3 separate regions of the Mus musculus genome follow, and regions 1 and 3 are each linked to region 2. The links are chromatin loops, found by intact Hi-C in ENCODE. Cell type or tissue: heart. All regions are shown on one strand.

Evidence for each region. A loop is a pair of places that touch in the nucleus more often than their neighbours do. Peaks named below come from ENCODE experiments on the same cell type or tissue, not always from the same donor. Only the 100,000 strongest peaks of a DNase experiment are listed, where the experiment ranks them.
Region 1: a loop joins it to region 2, with 2.0 times the contacts of the local background. A loop is called at or near these places in 10 of 42 quality-filtered maps.
Region 3: a loop joins it to region 2, with 1.8 times the contacts of the local background. A loop is called at or near these places in 6 of 42 quality-filtered maps.

The regions. Positions count from the first base shown.
Region 1 is chr16:38,707,915-38,710,414 of GRCm38, forward strand. All of the region lies in intron 1 of Arhgap31 (Rho GTPase activating protein 31), which reads right to left. Among named protein-coding and RNA genes, the nearest start is that of Arhgap31, 3.9 kb to the right of the region's middle. In heart, a CTCF peak has its summit at 1,453 (motif pointing left); a DNase peak (open chromatin) is centred at 1,437; H3K4me3 peaks cover 1,800 bases; H3K27ac peaks cover 956 bases.
Region 2 is chr16:38,618,232-38,620,731 of GRCm38, forward strand. It overlaps Arhgap31 (Rho GTPase activating protein 31), which reads right to left. Exons shown (of 12, transcript NM_020260.2): 8 at 1-36. All of the region lies in intron 2 of Gm36482 (a long non-coding RNA gene), which reads left to right. Among named protein-coding and RNA genes, the nearest start is that of Gm36482, 4.5 kb to the left of the region's middle. In heart, a CTCF peak has its summit at 1,013 (motif pointing right); a DNase peak (open chromatin) is centred at 1,010; H3K27ac peaks cover 313 bases.
Region 3 is chr16:38,673,620-38,676,119 of GRCm38, forward strand. All of the region lies in intron 1 of Arhgap31 (Rho GTPase activating protein 31), which reads right to left. Among named protein-coding and RNA genes, the nearest start is that of Arhgap31, 38 kb to the right of the region's middle. In heart, a CTCF peak has its summit at 1,327; DNase peaks (open chromatin) are centred at 102 and 1,472; H3K27ac peaks cover 656 bases.

The DNA of each region.
Region 1 (2,500 bases), 90 kb after region 2:
AGGGAAGGTAAGCGGATGATGTGCTCGAAAAGACCAAGCCGCTGAGGATACTGCCCTTGTCCTCCAGTCAGGACTGCATCTTAAACAGAAAAGCACTTGCCTTCTTTGCTACGACCTTGCTCTGTTTGTGTCTGTGCCGCATCTTGTCTATTTAACGGGAGACCAAAACGCTCCCATTCTCTCCTACAGCTGCTTCGCTAGCCTTGGCGGCTGACTTCAAAGTCAACTGGAGTATAAAGGTTGGGTCACATCCCTGAGACTCCGCATTTCTTATAACCAGAGCCCATCTTGCTTTCCCACTGCATCCAAAACACGGCTGGAATAGAGTTTTGTTTATTGAATTAATAAATAAAGGAAATGAACAAACAAAGTGAGGGAACTATAAAGCTTCAGAAATGAAATGAAATGGAGCAACAACTGCCGTTCCCACCACTCGTCCACATCCTTTGAGACATTAGGACTCCCTCCCAAACAAGCTCAGGGCTGTATTTGCATTGCTCAGTGACTTGTTATGAACCTCCTGTGGCCTCTCAAATTAGATATACATTATACCTATAAGTAAATCTTCGTTTTACATTCACACACATCTTTCCTAGTAAGGATGAGAAGAAAAAATTCTCCAGCAATGAAAAGGCTCCCTCACACTTCTCACGGAGCATTCAGAATGGACTCTACTTAATGCAAAGAGCATGGCCCACAAGCCACACACTGCATGCAGGCAGTGGGTTTCCACCCTGTCCATGTACCAAAAACCATCTGGGAGAATTTAGTTGGTCTGAGATGGGGCTTTGCATTGACTTTTTCTTTTCTCTTTAAGAGATGAAGTCCATGTAGTCCAGACTAGCCTCAAACTCCCGATCCTCCTGTTTCAACCTCCCAAGTACTAGGACTCTAGGTGTGTGCTACCATGTGTAGCGGCAGCAACATCTTAGAAAGCTTTCCAGCTGGTTGAAATCTGTCACCATCGTTTGAGCACTGTGAAGGCACGATAAAACTTCCGTATAAAACTTCCCGATGACTCAGAAAGGTAAGGAAGTCTCAGCTCTTAAAGTGGTCAGCCCAGAGGACAAGATAGTTTCTCTCCTAGCAACTCTTACTCTTCCCCCTGGCCCCTGGTCCCATCACCCCCACCCCCTCTAGAAGACATAGAACACATGGCTCATCAGGGAGAGATAGGAAACGATCATGATCATGTGCGCATTCCATGGGCTTCACTCACACAGTAGGGCCACAGGTGACAATAATCTAAGGTGTTTTTTAAGCTGCAAGAAACGACCTTCACATTCAGTGATCAAAAACAAGAAAGAAAAGCAGACTCCTTGCATCAGCGGTAAGGAAGGGATCCCAGACAGGAAGCAAGAGAGTTAGCTGGTCCCCTGGGGAGAGCTTCAGATGGGACAGCAGTCACTCAGCTGGTGGGGAAGTGAAAAGGGCCACTAGCAGCCACCTTGTGGCCTCCCATGGTGTTCTTTCTTGTTAGACAAGAGGAAAGTGGCCAAAGAAGGGGGAACCAAGGATGGAGGTGTAGCTCGGGTTAGGTGCTAGCTTTGGGGAGTTCCCTAGAGTTTGATCCACCGCGCTGTGGACTGAGGGGAGAAGTGAGAAGTTGCCATGCTAGGCTTCTGCACTGCTGGGGCTTACAGCAGGGTCCGAACCTGACACGTAGGTGGCTGCTGTCGGAACTGTATATTTGATGTGTACGTGTGTGCGTTTCTATGAAAAGGCAGCTCAGCTTTCATCATCTTCCCAAAGATTGAGTACGATGATAGCTGGTCATGAGTAATATTCACTTCAGGCAGAAAAAAAAAAAAAAGATCTGTCCCTTGTTCACCCTTGTCTTGTCTGCTTTGTCCAATCGGAGGTAGCTAGGCTCAGCTTGGTGAATTAGAGAGATGGCTAACAGCCATCCTGTTTGTCCCCAGGGCTATCACCCAAGATGCAGCTTCCCCACCATATCCAGAGAGCCCAAGCTTGGCTTAGCCGTGCTCATCAGCGTTGGTCCTCCATTCCAGCTTGGAGCTCTGCTCCCAGGGCATCTCTCACTTCCCCTTCATTCTTGGGCTCCCAAACTGAAATCCATTTCTCTTCCATTTCTACCTAGGTCCAGTGGCCTCTGCTCTTTCACCCCAAAGTTCAGTGGCCAGTATAGGATTCTCGAAAGGCCCTTCCCAGACTCTGGGTTCCTGATTACCACTCTGATTTACCACCTCCAACATCCCGAGATGCTCTCCCAAGGTCGTGAGCAAAAGGGTGGTGCCCTTCTCAGCCTCTTCTCACCCAGGACAGAGTCTGGGTCTTGCCCGTTAACTAATATATGTATATCTCTACACTGTTTTAGAGAAAACCACTTATCAGTTCTATCATCATCACCACCACCACCACCACCACCATCATCATCATCACATACACACAGGAAAGCAATGAGCTTTCCCTGTGTGGGGGCAGAAATTCTATTTAGTCTTGTTTATACAAACTGCTTATTATTCACGGTTCATTTCCA
Region 2 (2,500 bases):
GATTTCCACTTCTTTGATTTGCTGGAAAGCTTTCTCCTGAAAGAACCAAGCCGTACACACACGTTAGTGGAGCACGTGTCATTTCCAGGCAGTGTTTTGTTTTGAGACAGGGTCTCAAAAAAAAGTAGACCAGGCTGGCTTGAACTCATGATCACCTCTGCCTTGCTGTTTGGAGGGCGATTGCAAAATTGAGAGAGAGCGTTACAACTATAGTCTCAGTCGTGAAGGGCTCTGGTATTTCTAGAAGTTTCCCTCTAAAATTCAAGTTGTACCTGACTTTAGCCTGTCTGAGGGAAGCCTTGGGTGATCAAACACGTCAACGCAAAGACCCTTTTCTTTAGAACTACAGCCAAAGTTTGTCATCTATCAGAGGCAGCGGTGGGAGGCCAGCAGTGGGACAGTGGTCAGTGGGACGGTCAGAGCCCACAAGCAAACACACAGTTCTGAAATCTGGTGGAACGTCTATGAAGCACTGCAGTCCTGCCTCTCCACACATGCTGAAATTTTTAAAAGAAAGAGGTGTAATCAAGCCAGAAGTGGTGGGGCACGCCTTTAATTCCAGCACTAGGGAAGCAGAGGCAGGTGGATCTCTGAGTTCGAGGCCAGCCTGGTGTACAGAGTGAGTTTTAGAACAACCAGTGCTATGTAGAGGGACCTGCCTCAAGCAAGCAAACAAAAAAAGATTAAGACCATAGACCTTTTAAACATTTAACACACTATAGACCCTTTTAAACATTTAAGACCACAGACCTCAGATCTGTGCTTTCTGCCCCGTGGCCATATGGCTAGGACGTGTAATAAGCAACACAGTAAAACAGACAAAAAGAGCAAAAGTGTCTGGGTGTTGCCGAGGGAAGCTGTGACTTGCCGGCTGGCCTCAGTCACTGTAAAGAAAAGCATAAGGTCCAGCATGCCTCTTGCCCAGCCTTTTACCAGGCTGCTTGGCTATGGAGATGGAGATGAGGCTTGGTGACATAGCAACTGGGCTGGCTCATGAGAACCTAGTACCACCAGGGGGCACTACAGAGGCAACTCCAGCTTCCGATCCACCCAGCCAGGCTCTGGCGCAAAGATGAGGTTTGAAACCTTGTAACCCGTCATTCTCTCAAGGAGCCTTTTCTCCATAGGTCTGGGTCTCAGCTTTAGGAGTCTTTACAATCAGTTGGAAACACGTCTGCATACTTGTTGGTTTCTATCCCATTTGGCTGGATAATCTAAGGACTTAGCCTTGATGTGTATCATAAGGAGTTGCATATATTAAGCTAGTATAGCGCTGTGGCTGAAAGCAGAGACAATGCAGGAGATGGTCTCTCTGAAGTGCCGTTCATCCCTGGGAAGGAGGCTTATTCTGTATGGCTTAGAGAGAGGGGCAGTGTGTTTAGTTCTAAGAGGGTACAATCTGATCGCTCTAGAAAACAGAGTCATCAATGACTCCGATATTTCTAGAAGTTTCCCTCTAAAATCCAGGTTGTACCTGCCTTTAGCTTGTCTGGGGATTCACTGAGTAATCAAACATGTTAACACAAAGACCCCTTTTCTTCAGAACTACAGCCAGGGAACTTTCCCCAGGGAAGTCGAGACATGCCACCACTATCACAGGACTCCTCTAGTTATCCAGGGGAGCAGACATCTTCCTCGCTAACCAGCTTGCTGTCTTGGGGAGTCAATTACTAAACAGAAAGCATGGCGCAATCCAGTGAAAAGGTGCCTTCACCTACACCCTCTAAAGGGTTAGGACTCTTGCTTCAGTCACTGCCTTCTTTCATGGTGGGACAAGTGGGTGGCTAGAGAGACTAAGGTTGGAGTGGAAGAAGAAATAGAGAGGATACTAATGATGACTTGTTGTCGAGTGGAGAAAGATTGGGGCAATGCTTCAATCAATAAACTGCTTGCCACTTAGCATGAAGACCTGCGTTGGATTGATATCTCATGTAAAGAAGCTGAGAAGGGTACACGCGTGTTATCCCAGTGCCTAGGAGACATAGAATCAGCCAGCCTAGCCTATTCTACAAGCCCCAGGTCCATGATGGACCATTTTCTTGTTTTTTGGTTTTTTTGAAAGGTGGTTAGCTCCTGATAAACAAACAAGTTGCCCCATGGCCTCCTACAAACCTGCACATGCATGTCCACACGAACACACACATGTGTATATACTGACAGACACAGAAAGGAGTGTGTGTGTGTGTGTGTGTGTGTGTGTGTGTGTGTCTAGTAGGTTGAGAAGAAGTAAGGAAGTCAGAAATGCCATCCCCAAGTGCTGCCAGCAAGGACCCTCTGACAAGAGTGGCCCCCATTTGTCCTCTTGTGTTCCGGCATAGGCTAATTTCCATGCCGTTTGCAGTGTCGCGTGGGGGTGGTGTCAAACACTCATTGGCAAGCCGCATTTGTAAACTCCAGGCCTGTTTTGTCTCCGCCATGGAAGAAGAGACCCATAACTCACCTGGGTTTGTGGGAGGAGATAAGAGTTCACAGTAAGTCTGCGGCAGTGGAAGAAGCCATC
Region 3 (2,500 bases), 55 kb after region 2:
GGCGCTGTGCATGGACGCCTCTCCATCCGCTCATGTTCAGTTCCAGAACAGTCTGTCCTTTCATGGCGCTGAGGAATGAGCGCCAGCTCTGTGCGCCCGGCATGCAGGGCATCCTCTGTCTGAGAGCCAAGGCCTGTTCCCAAGTTCCTCGATGGTAGCCATGGATACGGCTGCATGGGGGTGGGAGGCCTGTGAGAGGCCTTTGTCTCTGGAGACGCTGTGGAGGGAGGCCACGGACAGCTGGCTTCTGGGCCCACCAAAGAGAGGAAAGGGATGGTAAGAGACCGGGCCAGGTGTGGATCCACTGCAGAAAGCATCCCAAACTTCTCAGCTCTCTTCTAACCCTGTTGCGTGTTGCCTGACAAGTATTTGTGCTTCTGGTCCTGCAGCCGTCCATAGGCAACCTGTGGTGACTTGATGCAGTGGCTGGGTTGGCATGTGGCTCGGTGGAGTAGGGGAGACAGAAAGACAAGCTTGGAAACTGTCACTATGACCTAAGTGACAACGGAGCGACAGGGCCCCAATGTCTAGTTTCAGGGATTCTCCTAGGACTGTGCACTGTAGGCTCACACTTGCTTGTCTGAAGGATACTTTAGACCCCTTCCTAAGTACATGATCATGTTTTAAGGTCCCGATAGCATGTTCTTGGATTGATAACAATGGTTATTATCTCCCGGGGCATCTGCTTAAATCACCCATCCATTGTATATCAGTTATTGTTTATATGGCTTCATCTCTCCCTGACAGCAATCTTAGAGTGGGTATTATTATTTCCTTTAATCAATCAGAACAGCAGCATTTCTTCTTCTCTTCTTCCACTCTGGGTCGTCTGTTTCCAAAGCTTGTAATTCATTATATGCGCTCAGGTTGAAACCGTCCTTGTGTACCTTTAATTGTCACAAAACAGGTATTCAACTTTTGTCACCACCTCGTCATCTCCGAGGGTATAAATGACTCTCTGAAAGGTGATAGCAGTTAAGGAGAACACAATATGCAGAATGAGATGTGGCTGGCAAGGATATTGATCCATATCAGGCGGCATTACCAGAAATACAGGGTCTAAACCGACGGAGTGGAGTACCCTGTACCGTCCTGTACCTCAGACTGCTTTTCTGGGTGACACAATTAAAGAGCGGTACAGACGACCGGGCATTGCAGAGGAGTCGGAAATGTTAAAGGGTCATCTGACTTTGACCAAAAAACCAGTGCAGAATAAAAAAACAAACAAACAATCAAACAAACCCAAACAAAGTGGAAACCTTTCCTATGCTGAAAAACCGGAGGAACTGGGGTCAGTTGGCTTCGAGAAGAGTCTGGATGCTCTGGCGCCACGTGTGGCTGAGGCGGTCTGGCAGGGAGGAAAGGGGGAGCTTCCGTGTTTGAAACGCTGTGGCAAGAATGAGGTTCTCCAGTGTGGTAGGTTGAATACTCTGGAGCCATCTAAGGGTATCTCGACCTGTTCAACATAGGGAAGGCCTTGCTAGTATTTGGAGCTGTTCATGAGGGAGCAGTCAGCTCTGTGGGGGAGGGAGGGAAGCAGAGGCAGGAATGGATGGTGTGTGAGAGTCAAGGGACTTCCAACCAGCAGCACGCACAGTCCATCCGCTAACTTCCCATGAGAAACGCCCCTCCCTTTCCATTGTCTTTCCCCTAAGGTCTCCTTTGACTATAACCTGCTGTCTTTGGTGGCCCTTACTCTTTTCTCTTCATTTGAGACATAATTATATTCTAAAGCATTTTAATACTACTCAGTGATGAGGTTTGTGAGACTTTCCTGGAGTGATTCTAAGTAGCAAGGCTCTTTGATTATACATTGGGCTTCTAACACAGAACATTTAAGAGCAAATCTCCACCCCCATGGAGAAGGCAATTTATTTTTATGCACTTGCTATTTCAAGTGTTCCTCCCTAATGACCAAATCCTGTCTTAATTTCCTCTTCTTGGATGGAACAGTTGCAAAATGGACTGTCTTGGACTCTTGTGTCCATGAATGTTGAATTTGCTTGTGCTGACACCAAATGTATATTTATATACAGACTGAACACTACCAGAAAAATTCTCCCTCACCCATGGGATGGAGCTGCATTTAATGGAGGAGACAGGCATTGCGTAAGATGCTGAGGTGAATATACCCAAGGTAGAACATAGAGCTGTTGATAACAAGCTCCAGAGGGAAGATTCCACCAGGGAGTCGTGGGTGGGAGGAGGGGAGGAAGAGAAAGAGGATTATGTCACTTAATTGTGGTGGGTAAGTCCCTAGAGATCTTATTTAAATAGTCAGAACCCCTTCAGGAGGTGATAGGCTTAGCATGCCCCAGCATACACCAGGCAGGGGGCGAGGGCGGGTGGGGGGGGCGCAGAAACAAAGCACAGCCACCACGTTCTGAAGCCCTGCTGAGCACCAAGTACCACAAACAGCACTGAAACACCCGCCCCTGAACACCAGGACCTTGGGGAGGAAAGAACACATCTGTACCCCAAACAATAGGTGCTTCACTGC